Linked DNA regions of Homo sapiens: all the other regions are linked to region 3. Evidence: chromatin contacts called from ENCODE Hi-C or POLR2A ChIA-PET data. All regions are on one chromosome and are shown on one strand. Each heading gives the region's core, a stretch centred on a gene start or an enhancer-like site at or near the end of the contact. The rest is flanking DNA. Distances are from core to core; before and after follow the strand shown. Region 1 holds the start of CYB5D2 (cytochrome b5 domain containing 2). Region 2 holds the start of UBE2G1 (ubiquitin conjugating enzyme E2 G1). Region 3 holds the start of MIS12 (MIS12 kinetochore complex component). Region 4 holds the start of PHF23 (PHD finger protein 23).

What was found. Hi-C counts contacts between places; a loop is a spot of excess contacts on that map. ChIA-PET counts read pairs that join two places held with the same protein, here RNA polymerase II (POLR2A). Pooled maps may share reads with other maps.
Region 1: a map of CD8-positive, alpha-beta T cell shows a loop between it and region 3 (18-fold over the local background). The contact joins the promoter of CYB5D2 here to the promoter of MIS12 in region 3. A Hi-C loop is called at or near these places in 1 of 168 maps with a recorded cell type or tissue (CD8-positive, alpha-beta T cell) and 11 of 50 pooled maps. POLR2A ChIA-PET finds 5 or more read pairs at or near these places in 1 of 52 experiments (CD4-positive, alpha-beta T cell).
Region 2: a loop to region 3 is called in a map of CD8-positive, alpha-beta T cell, with 29 times the contacts of the local background. The contact joins the promoter of UBE2G1 here to the promoter of MIS12 in region 3. A Hi-C loop is called at or near these places in 2 of 168 maps with a recorded cell type or tissue (CD8-positive, alpha-beta T cell and naive thymus-derived CD4-positive, alpha-beta T cell) and 8 of 50 pooled maps.
Region 4: a loop to region 3 is called in a pooled map, with 7 times the contacts of the local background. The contact joins the promoter of PHF23 here to the promoter of MIS12 in region 3. A Hi-C loop is called at or near these places in 1 of 37 single-sample maps with no recorded cell type and 7 of 50 pooled maps. POLR2A ChIA-PET finds 5 or more read pairs at or near these places in 1 of 52 experiments (activated CD4-positive, alpha-beta T cell).

Annotation. Positions count from the first base shown.
Region 1 is chr17:4,141,844-4,144,543 of GRCh38, reverse strand. It overlaps CYB5D2 (cytochrome b5 domain containing 2), which reads right to left and starts at 1,347. Exons shown (of 4, transcript NM_144611.4): 1 at 539-1,347. The coding sequence starts at 788. It overlaps ZZEF1 (zinc finger ZZ-type and EF-hand domain containing 1), which reads left to right and starts at 1,514. Exons shown (of 55, transcript NM_015113.4): 1 at 1,514-2,002. The coding sequence starts at 1,649. RefSeq lists enhancers at 499-1,078, 649-1,201, 1,229-1,538, 1,202-1,753 and a silencer at 1,619-1,788.
Region 2 is chr17:4,365,289-4,367,988 of GRCh38, reverse strand. It overlaps UBE2G1 (ubiquitin conjugating enzyme E2 G1), which reads left to right and starts at 1,314. Exons shown (of 6, transcript NM_003342.5): 1 at 1,314-1,718. The coding sequence starts at 1,673. RefSeq lists enhancers at 1,181-1,475, 1,295-1,981 and silencers at 1,144-1,843, 1,894-2,673.
Region 3 is chr17:5,485,154-5,487,853 of GRCh38, reverse strand. MIS12 (MIS12 kinetochore complex component) reads right to left here and starts at 1,288. Exons shown (of 3, transcript NM_001258217.2): 1 at 1,170-1,288. It overlaps DERL2 (derlin 2), which reads left to right and starts at 1,676. Exons shown (of 7, transcript NM_016041.5): 1 at 1,676-1,785; 2 at 2,638-2,700. The coding sequence starts at 1,693. RefSeq lists enhancers at 669-778, 1,019-1,118, 1,739-1,798, 1,839-2,018 and silencers at 1,292-1,459, 1,409-1,568.
Region 4 is chr17:7,238,114-7,240,813 of GRCh38, reverse strand. PHF23 (PHD finger protein 23) reads left to right here and starts at 1,357. Exons shown (of 5, transcript NM_024297.3): 1 at 1,357-1,568. The coding sequence starts at 1,535. GABARAP (GABA type A receptor-associated protein) reads left to right here. Exons shown (of 4, transcript NM_007278.2): 4 at 1-806. RefSeq lists enhancers at 890-979, 1,107-1,756 and silencers at 1,090-1,229, 1,280-1,459, 2,610-2,700.

The DNA of each region.
Region 1 (2,700 bases), core at 98-2,597, 1.3 Mb after region 3:
AGGAATGACTCAGACCAAATGTACTATATGACGGGCCATAAAGGAATAAAGTATTGATGCATGCTCATAAACCATGGATGAACCTTGAAAACACTATGCTTAGGGGTGGGGGGAAGAAAGATTATTTGGGACCAGGGCATAATGAAGAGATGGTTGGAATTATTAAGGAAACTGTGAGGGTAGGGGCGGGGCGGGATCTCGTTTATCTGTGCCCTAAGAGCCCCCACAAAAGTCCGGCACACAGCCCGTATCCTAGGGCTTCCGACGCTGGGTAATGGGTAACAAGAGACAGAAGACATGTTTCTCCAATGTAAGTCACGCAGGGCGGTGGTGGATGACAGAGCTGGCCCACAGTCCCGCCAGAGCCAGAGAGCCTAGAAGGATAGTGCATGCAGCTCGTCCCGCCCACCGCACGGGTTTGATGGATGTGGGGTGGGGATGGGGGGGGAAATAGATGAATAATGAACCAACGAACGACGCGCAGGTGGCTACTGGCTCGCGCCAGCGGAGAGAAAGGCGTGAGCAGCCTCGCTGATACCTGCGAAGCCGCTATAGTGGGACCCAGGCTCGTAGTGCCTCCGGCCGGAGGACACATCGTAGACACGGCCGAGCAACGCCAAGTACAGGCCCGGGTCCCCTGGGCCGCCGCGGTAGCGAGACAGCTCCTCCGGTATGAAAAGGCGAAAGCCAGCGCGGGGACCCCACCAGCCCATAAGCCGTGCTGCCATTACCGCTGCTGCGGCTACAGCCAGGCCCAACAAAAGCCCACGGCCTCCGCACCTCAACATCTATATAGGCCCACCCGCTCCGCACTTCCGAGGTTGCCGCCTCTATCTACAGCTAAGATGGCCGAGACGCCGAGCGTGACGTCATCGGCGCGCGCGCTCTCGCTCTCTCTCTCGCGCGCTAGTGCTCGCGCTCCCTCCCTTAGTCTCTCTCGTTTTATCTGTATTCCTGGCACTGGCGAAAAGCTCGCTGTCTGCGACTTTTTCCAGGTACTTTTTTTTTTTTTTTCTGAGACAGAGTTTTAGCTCTTGTTGTCCAGGCTGGAGTGCACTGGCGGAATCTCGGCTCACTGCAACCTCCGCCTCCCGGGTTCAAGCGATTCTCCTGCCTCAGCCTCCCAAGTAGCTGGGATTACAGGCACGCGCCCCCACGTCCGGCTAATATTTTGTATTTAGTAGAGACAGGGTTTCACCACGTTGGTCAGGCTGGTCTCGAACTCCTGACCTCAGGTGATCCACCCGTCTCGGCCTCCCAAAGTGCTGGGATTACAGGCGTGAGCCACCGCGCCTGGCCCTTCTCGTACTTCTTGGCTTGCAGGTTGTCAGCCCCAACAAAGATGGCGGCAGCGGAGGCTACGGAATGACGTAGATACTGAGACAGACTCGTCCTCTGGGAAATCAAGGTTGCACCCTTTGAGGCGGCGCTCCCCGCCTAGCTGTCGTGAGTTGGTAGAGGCCGCCTATCTACGTGACGGCGCCTTTGCGACAGCGGTCGTCGCTTGACGGCCAGGAAGCCGGAAGCCGCAGGGGCCGCCGTCGTCTCCTCCGCGTCCCCGCCCGCCAGCTGCTGTCGGAGGTTGACAGGTCGAGGCGGGGAGGCGGCGGCGGCGGCTGCAGAGCCAGGCGCCCAAGACGGAGACCCCATGGGGAACGCTCCGAGTCACAGCAGTGAAGACGAAGCGGCAGCTGCCGGTGGCGAGGGCTGGGGCCCACACCAGGACTGGGCCGCGGTCTCGGGCACGACCCCCGGCCCGGGCGTCGCGGCTCCAGCGCTACCACCCGCCGCGGCGCTGCTGGAGCCGGCCAGGCTGCGAGAGGCTGCTGCAGCGTTGCTGCCCACACCCCCCTGCGAGTCGCTGGTGTCGAGGCATCGCGGCGCGTTGTTTCGCTGGCTGGAAGAGCGGCTGGGCCGCGGCGAAGAGTCTGTCACTCTGGAGCAGTTCCGGGAGCTGCTGGAGGCTCGCGGCGCCGGCTGCTCTAGCGAGCAGTTCGAGGAGGTCAGGGCCGGCAGGCGACTGCGGGGATGGGGCAGGGCGGTCGCCCCCAGGGGACTGAAGGAAGAGGTGGGCATTTGCTTTGGAGAGGCCAGGCGGGGACCCATATGAGGTGTTTCCAGCTTTTCACCAGGCGTTTGCTTCGTTTCTCTTTAACCTATGTTAGAGGTCTGGAAAGTCTGCATCAGGCCGTCCTTGCTCTGAAGAGCTGGACAAGCCCATATGTCTCTCTCTGTATGTTGTAATGCAGACCTTTGTGCAGTTGATTGACGCTACTCTGGAGATCTTCTATCAGATTCTCGAACAGTTTGGAGAGAAAAGAGATGTAAGGATAGGAGGAGTGGCGCTGAGAACCATTTTTTGTATTGTCCTGTCCAGGTTTTTACACAGCACCTTCCCAATTCAGTGTGGGCGCCGAATAAGTGTGGAAAGACAGTAGTAACATGCTGGAAAGGCTCACATTCTAAAACCTATCCTCCTCATGCAAAAACTAGCTTTTCTAAAATACATACTGGTTTGTAGATCCTTAAAGAACCATATATTAGACTCATTTAAACCTTCATAGGATCCGAAACTGATAGGCAAATACCAGGTTTCCTGTGAATACTTGTAATTATGCAGTTCTTCATATAATCACCAAGATCATGTCTGCTAAGTCATTAAGAGAGCAAATTGATTTGGCAACAAAATATTTTCCTTGG
Region 2 (2,700 bases), core at 65-2,564, 1.1 Mb after region 3:
GAGTCTGAGGCAGGAGAATTGCTTTAACTCGGGAACCTGAGAGGCAGAGGTTGCAGTGGGCCAAGATCACGCCACTGCACTCCAGCCTGGGCGACAGAACAAGGCTGTCTCAAAAAATAAATAAATAAATAAATAAAATAAAAAAGAAAGAAACTAGGAATAGAAGTAAATTTCCTTGATTTGGTAAAGTGAAATATCAAAATGGTCCCTTTGGTCTATTTGATAGGGGGCAGTGGTTCACACTTGTAATGCTAACACTTTGGGAGGCCGAGTTGGAAGGACTGCTTGAACCCAGGAGTTTGAGACCAGCCTGGGCAACACAGAGAGACCTCTGGCCCCCCCCTCCTTTTTTTTTTTTTTTGTGAGACGGAGTCTCTCTCTGTCGGCCATGCTGGAGTGCAGTGGCACCATCTCGGCTCACTGCAATCTCTGCCTCCTAGGTTCAAGCAATTCTCCTTTCTCAGCCTCCCTGGTAGCTGGGAGTACAGGCGCCTGCCACCAGGCTGGGCTAATTTTTGTATTTTTAGTAGAGACCAGGTTTCACCATGTTGGCCAGGATGGTCTCGAACTCGTGACCTCAGGTGATCTGCCCACCTCGGCCTCTCAAAGTGCTGGGATTACAAGCATGAGCCACCGCGCCCCGTCAAACCCCCCGATCTCTATAAAGCAAATAAAAAAATAGCAGGGCATGGTGGTGTGTACCTGTAATCCCAGATACTAAGGAGACTCAGATGGGAGGATCCCTTAAGCCCAGGAGTTCCAAGCTGCAGTGAGCTATGATCACTGCACTCCAGCCTGGGCGACAGAGAGAATTGCCGTCCATAAATGATAATAATAACAGGGCCGGTCTCGGTGGCTCAATAATAATAGGGCCGGACGCGGTGGCTTTTTTTGTGCACTCTTCATGTAAAGTGAGTTATCATCATATATTGCCTCTATTTTGATGTTTGGTTAAAATGGGGCACACCAGTACTAACTTCGGCTTTCTAACAATTCCTACTTCGCACACCATGTGGCAGTGTTAGATGGCTTTTGGGCGCTCGCCAAGGACTAGACATCTACCACTTCTTCTGGCCTCTTCGCTCCTATATCCACTGCTTCAATCCAGAGGCTGTATTTGACCCTCTGCGACCTCTTTGTCATGGCGTCCGCGGGGCGTCTACCAGCGGAGGCTTGGGCTGGCAGCCGGGCGTCGACCTTCCCAAAATGGCGGCGGACGGGACAACTGCGCTCAAGGGGCGGGGTTCCGCCGCCGGGGGCGGGGCGGGAGGCCGAGGGGTCGGGCTAGCGGGCGGGACGCTTCCCAAGTCGGCAGTCTCAGCGCGCCTGCGCCGAGCGGCCCTGCGCGCAGTGAGGCAGTGGCGGGGGAAGGCACCGGTGGGGCCGACGGGCGGGTTGAAGGAGGGAAGCGGGCGAGCGAAGTCCCAGTGCGCGCCGCGGCAGCCCGGGCACCCTCCCCTTCCGGGCGTGAGTCGCTGTGAAAAGAGCTGAAGCGAGCGGACTCGCACCGGCAGCGAGGCGCCGCTCCCGCCGCCTCAGCCCGGCCTTCCTCGGCTCCGGCGCTCCGGTCGCGGGGCCCGGGTTCCTCGGCACACCCCGCTCCAGCCGCCCCCAGAGCCTGTCCCCAGCCCTTCGGAAGCCCCGGCGCCAGCCCGGGCCCTCGGCAGGGAGGATGACGGAGCTGCAGTCGGCACTGCTACTGCGAAGACAGCTGGCAGGTGAGCAGGCGGGCGGCGGGGCGCCGGGCCCGGCCGCGATCGCGGACAGCCGCAGCCCAGTCCCTCTTCTCCTCCCGGGCCAGCGGCCGTACTGCCGAAGGGGCCCGGGCCTGCGAGGGTGGGGACCTCGAGGCTCCGGTCCCGGCCGGGCCCAGCCGTTCTCGCCCGGCTCTTGGAGGGCACTGGGGGCGGGGACGCGACCCAGCTCCGGCCCAGGGACTGGGCCTGGCGCCCGGGGGGTCGGAGAGGAGGAGGTCCCCTCCCCCACCGTTCTGTAGGACGTTGCGGGGGAGGGGCTGTGTGCGGGTCCCCAGGCCGGGGCCGCCAGCTTGGAGGGGCGGGTCCCGGGTTCAGGTGCTGCCGGGGCCGCCGGACCTTCGGGGCCGGCTGGAGCGTCCGGACCCAGTGCGGCTGCGAGTCCCCGGCTCGGTGTCTGAGGGCGGGCGGAAGGGACCGGCCCTGGCGGGATAGGTGAGGCGCACAAAACTTCTCCCCGGGCGGCGCTGGGTCCGCGGAGTTGGGGCCGACAACAAAAGCGCTGGCCTCGGCGGCCTCCACGCGGGCGCGAGGGTGCCGGAGACCCTGGCGGAGTGCGGATCGCCGCCTCGCCTGCCTCCGCCTGGCACGGGCTCCGGCTGCGCCGCCCGGCTGGGGGAGGGTAGGAGCGGGCCGCGGGGAGAGCCGCTCGCTGGCCGGCTCCGGGCTTTGTGCTCGCCGCGATTCCGGCTGCTGCGCAGGCCTGCAAACCCCGGAGCTGCGCCCGCAGGCTCTGGCCCGGGGCGGCGGCCGGGTCGGCCTCCCCGAGGAGCCTGCGGCCCCCCTCCCCCATTGTCCCGGCCTCCGGCCGTTTGCGGCTTCCAGGTTGACTTTTTAGGGGGTTGGCTCCTACTCTGCTAGGACTGTGTGCGCGGAGCATGCGCAGTGGAGACGTCCGTGTGCGGAGTGGAAGGGGGGAGGCGGGTTGGTGGCTTCACAATGCAGC
Region 3 (2,700 bases), core at 39-2,538:
AATCTTAAGAATTTATGTTTGTAGGCTGAGCACGATAGCTCATGCCTGTAATCTCAGCACTTTAGGAGGCCGGATGGACGAATCACCTGAGGTCAGGAGTTCGAGACCAGCCTGGCCAACATGGCGAAACCCTATCTCTCCTAGAAATACAAAAATTACCCAGGCGTGATGGTGGATACTTGCAATCCCAGCTACTCGGGAGGCTGAGGCAGGAGAATCACTGGAACCCGAGAGGCGAAGGTTGCGGTGAGCCGAGATTGTGCCACTGCACCCCAGCCTGGGCAACAGAGCGAGACTCTGTCTCAAAAAATAAAATAAAATAAAAATTTACGTTTGTAATGGTTAAATATGGAGTGGTTATAACTGTTTGGCTGTATATGTAAGGTAGGATTTCTTTCTGTTTTTCTTTTTTTCTTTTGAGACATGTTGTCGCTCTGTCGCCCAGGCTGGAATGCAGTGGCACGATCACAGATCACTGCAGCCTCAACCTCCCGCGCCCAAGCAATCCTCCCACCTCAGTCTCCCAAGTAGCCGGGACAACAGGTGCAGGCCACCATGCCTGGCTAATTTTCTTGTTGTTGTTGTTGTTTGAGACAAAGTGTCACTCTTTCGCCCAGGCTGGAGTACAGTGGTATGATCTCGGCTCGCTACAACCTCTGCCTCCTAAGTTCAAGTGATCCTCTTAGCTCAGCCTCCCAAGTAGCTGGGATTACAGGTGGGCGCCATCTCAAACAACAACAAAAAAATACACTTCCTTGATTAACTCCTTTCTTCGAATTCCCATTAGGACCTCTCTTCGGGCACTGACTGATGAACTTCTACCGCCTCATCTTCTCTGCTAGACTTAGAGTTCCTGAGAGCAGAATAAATGCGGCTTGATCAGTATTTGCCGATTCAACGCAGAGGTGCCCAGGTCATCTCGGCGAGTTGAGCTGTCTAAGACCCCGCGATCGCGCAGGACAGGACCCAGAAGCCAGAGCGCAGGAACTGCTTCCGGCCGGCTCCCGGCTTCCGTCGGGCCCCGCGCCCGCGCTGCATGCTGGGATCTTCAGGTCGGAGGCCGGGGTGAGGCCGACCCACAGGCCGCCTTGCTCCCTCGCGAAGACGCTTATGCCAGTCTCGCCCGTCCCCGCTCCTCCTCAGAGAAAATGCTGCCCCGCAGCACTTACCGGAGCGACCATGAGGGTGACGATTTGAAGCACACACAGGCTTCCCGCCACCTCCTTTAAACCGCCGCTGGCTTGCCAGGGACAGACGGCGCGGTTGGCTCCCCAAAATTCCGACTGATACGCGCCTCGGCGAGCGAAAGCAAACGCGGGATACTCTCGCGTTCCTGATTGGCTGGTTGTGGACACCTCAATTATGACAGAAAGGGGCCGGGCGGGAAAGTTAGCTGTGGCCGGCGGGGATTGGCAGAAGGAACCTGTACTTACTCGTTTTTCCCGGACGTTGGCTGGTGGAGAAGAGAGGGTGGGGAGATGGGGCGCTGGGGGGGGGCGGTGGCGACGCAACTCGTGATTGGCGGATGTGCGTTCCTTAGGTCTCTACGGATTGCGGTTGCTTGGCGTTGATTGGGCAGTCGCGGGAAAACTAAAGTGGGCGGGGGGCCTTTGGGCCCGCCCCGCCGCCGGGGCCTGCTGGCGGAAGGGGAAATGGGGTGGGTGGGGGGTGGGGCAGGCGACGGTGGGGAAGATGGCGTACCAGAGCTTGCGGCTGGAGTACCTGCAGATCCCACCGGTCAGCCGCGCCTACACCACTGCCTGCGTCCTCACCACCGCCGCCGTGGTGAGCAGCTGCAGTGCCACCTTCTCATTATCTGGGCTGGATATGACTGGGTCTTCAGGAAACTGGGGTTTGGGCCTCGGGGAGGCCCAGAGGGGCTGGTCCCGGGGATGGGTGGAGGCGTACAGGGATTACTCTGGGGTTCGAGTTGGCGCCAAGAATGCTTATCCAGTGACGCGAGAAGGGAGTGCTGCTTCATGGGGGGTCAGGTCAGTTTCTAAGAGATGAGCGCCGGACCTATAGCGGGTTAGGGTTGCGGGAGCCTCCCACCCAAGAAATGTGTCCGAGAGCTCTGCCAATGGCCAGGTGGTACCATGGTGACTAGTGAGAGGAAGGTCCGTTTAGTGAAGAAACAGGAATGGGGAAAGCAAGCTGGAAACTGTCGAGAGGGGAATGGCTTATAATAAAAAGGGTCTCTGGATCTAAATAAGGGGCTAGCTGGAGGTACCCAGCCCTAACGGTGGCAGGGTCTCCAGTCTCCGTTATTTCAAGTGAGTTTTGTTGTTTCATACAGCTGTTTCAGGTGGTGCCCATGTGGTGGGTAGATTCATAGCAGCTGTTTTTATTTGTCCTGTGTCTAAAATATCACCACCTGTCTGCCTCATTTCTTCATGTCAGCCTCAACTATTGCAACATAAAACAGACTTTTTTGTGTTAGGTATTGAGGATACAAAGAATTCTACCAATCCTAGAGAATTCTTTACCAACCTCTTCCTCTGGCCTAAGAAGAAAGGCTTAAAGGAAATCACGTCTAAGTGACCGAGAGTTGGAAATTGCTAGACCTACTAATTCTTTGTTGTAAATGATGAAATTTTGTTTCTTGATTTGCTTTAAGAAGCTCTTTTTCTATTTCAGCAGTTGGAATTGATCACACCTTTTCAGTTGTACTTCAATCCTGAATTAATCTTTAAACACTTT
Region 4 (2,700 bases), core at 108-2,607, 1.8 Mb before region 3:
AGAGAGAGGTGGCCCCCCTTTCTTGACCTCCTCCTCCTTCAAGCTCAAACACCACCTCCCTTATTCAGGACCGGCACTTCTTAATGTTTGTGGCTTTCTCTCCAGCCTCTCTTAGGAGGGGTAATGGTGGAGTTGGCATCTTGTAACTCTCCTTTCTCCTTTCTTCCCCTTTCTCTGCCCGCCTTTCCCATCCTGCTGTAGACTTCTTGATTGTCAGTCTGTGTCACATCCAGTGATTGTTTTGGTTTCTGTTCCCTTTCTGACTGCCCAAGGGGCTCAGAACCCCAGCAATCCCTTCCTTTCACTACCTTCTTTTTTGGGGGTAGTTGGAAGGGACTGAAATTGTGGGGGGAAGGTAGGAGGCACATCAATAAAGAGGAAACCACCAAGCTGAACTGAATTTTGCCTTGTGTTGCTCCCCTCGTCCCGCTGATTTTAAGTCTTTCCAAGGTGTCAGTGGGTTTCAGTGGTGGGGAAAGAAGAGTACTGGGTACAAGCTGGAGGGATAGAAGTATATTTTGGTTTATTCTGTTCATGTTGGGCTTTTCCCTGTCTGCAAAAAGAGGGTGCTTTTGTTGTGATGGAATGGAATACTGAGGATTATTTCTTGAAACTTTAGTTTTATAACACGCATGTGAAACTAAATGTTAAAAATGCTCATGTAAAAAAAAATTTTTTTTTACTGTGGGTTCCTGTGGAGAAAGTTCCGAAGTACCTGCTTTAGGTGAACATCCACATTTGCTAGAACATTCTAACTAAGATATTTTCATGTGTGCAAGCTAGTAAAACGGCTGTTCTCAGTTGCATGTCACTTGGCTAGACTTTTGCCGGTGTGTGGGATCCGGCAGAGTGGAATCAGGGAGGGAGAAGACTGGGAGCGGGAGCCATTATCGCCAGGAATACTTCAACTCCCAGCAATCATTTCTCCGGCAGGCCGGAAGTGGGGCGGTCCTCCTGGGGAGAAAGAAGCTGCAGAACGAGGCAGTATGGTGGCCGAGAGTTCTAATCCCTTCTTCCTCTTCTTTCTTGGTCCCGCCCAGCCTACATCTCCCAGGGGCCTGCGCGCGCACTTCCGCTCTCCCCTCCGGCTCCTGGTCTCCCCGCCGCTCCCCGGGGGAGGGGAGCGGCTTGGTGCGCCTGCGCCAGCCTGTGGCTTTCTGGGAATCAAAGTTCCGGAGGTTCATGCGGTCCCTTTTCCGCTGTTCCCGGACGGACTACAAAACCCTTGGTGCACTGCGCCTCGGCGCCGGCGGGGGGAGGAGGGAGAGAAGAGGAGGGAGGGAGGAGAGAGGAGGTGGAGGAGGAGGAGGAGGGAGCAGGCGGCCGGCGGCGCGGGGGGAGGGGGCCCGGTCCGGGAGTGCGGGAGGCAGTGGTAGAGGGAGGTGGCGGCAGCGGCTAGCGGACTCGAGTCTCAACCGGGCTGAGGCGGACACTTCTGTGGAGCGAAGCAGTGGGAGCATCGAGCACTAGAGGCGGCACCGGGATCCCCGGCTCCGGGGAGGGGGGCGCCGGACCGGGAGGAGGGGAGGGGGCGATGCTGGAAGCCATGGCGGAGCCCAGTCCCGAAGGTGAGCTCTCGACCGGTGCAGAGCGCTGAGCCGGCGGGGGGCGGGCGAGGAATCAATTGGCAAACTTGGAGGTCGAGCCCCGGAGCCCAGCGGGGGAGTTCGGGGAGGGGGTCGGGAGGCTGGCCCTGGAGGTGGGAGAGCGACGAGTTGAGAGACCTTGGAGAAAGAGGAGTGGGAAACTGGGCTGGGGTAGTTGGAGATCAGACGGTGTGGGGGTGCGGGGGATAGGAGCTTGAAACCCGGAGCCTCGGGGGTTAGGGCCCGAAAGGGCCACCGGCAGATTGGGGCCCTGGAACTGGAAGGTTAGGGGAATCCAGTGGCCGGAGAGTTGCTCAGGAGGGAGGACGTAGAAGAGGCTGAGTGAGGGGCCCGGTAGTTCGCCGAGGTGGGGTAGTTTGTGGCGGTGGTACCGGAGCTCCGAGTAGTTGCCGCCGGAGAATGCCCGGTGATTGTCGGAGAGGTGGGCAGGTAGTTGTGGGGAGAAGAGGGGGTCTGGGTATTGTCTACGGCAGACGGACCTGTACCGGGGGGTAGTTGTGGAGAGAGCGAGCCAGGAAGCGAGGCGAGCTGGGTAGTTGTAGGGGGTGGTGGGGCGGGGTGGGGGGGGTTAAGACCGGCGACTTGTCGGGCGGGGGGGTAGGGTTGGTCCGCGAGGGTTAAGAGCCTGGGAGTTGCTGAGGGTGAGGGGGGCATCGGCGGCAGCAGCGGTGGCTGCTGTGGAGAGAGAGAGAGAGTGGCTGGTTGGGGGGAAGGGGCCAGAGTTGAGGGGTCCATAGCCTAGTAACTGGGTGGTGAGTACGGGGGCGGAGGGGGGGGCGGCGGCCGGAGAGGGCTAGGAACAGGGCCGGGGGGCCCGGTGGGGAGCCCGAAAAGCTGGAGACGGGGAGGGGCCAAAGCCCCGGATGGGGGCGGAGGGACGGCGAAATTGTGGGGAGCGCGGTATGGGCGGGGGGGGGGGGGCAGGTGGGGGCCGCGTCCGGGTTAGAGCTCCCGGGTCTGTCCCGGCCGTGAAGTAGCGTTGGATGCGTGTGCCTGTGTGTGTCTGGGGTGGGGGTGAGGGGCGCGCCGGGCCGCGTGCTCGAGTAGAAGGGGCCGGAGGGCGGGGAGCGGTTCGGCGTGGTCATCCTGGACC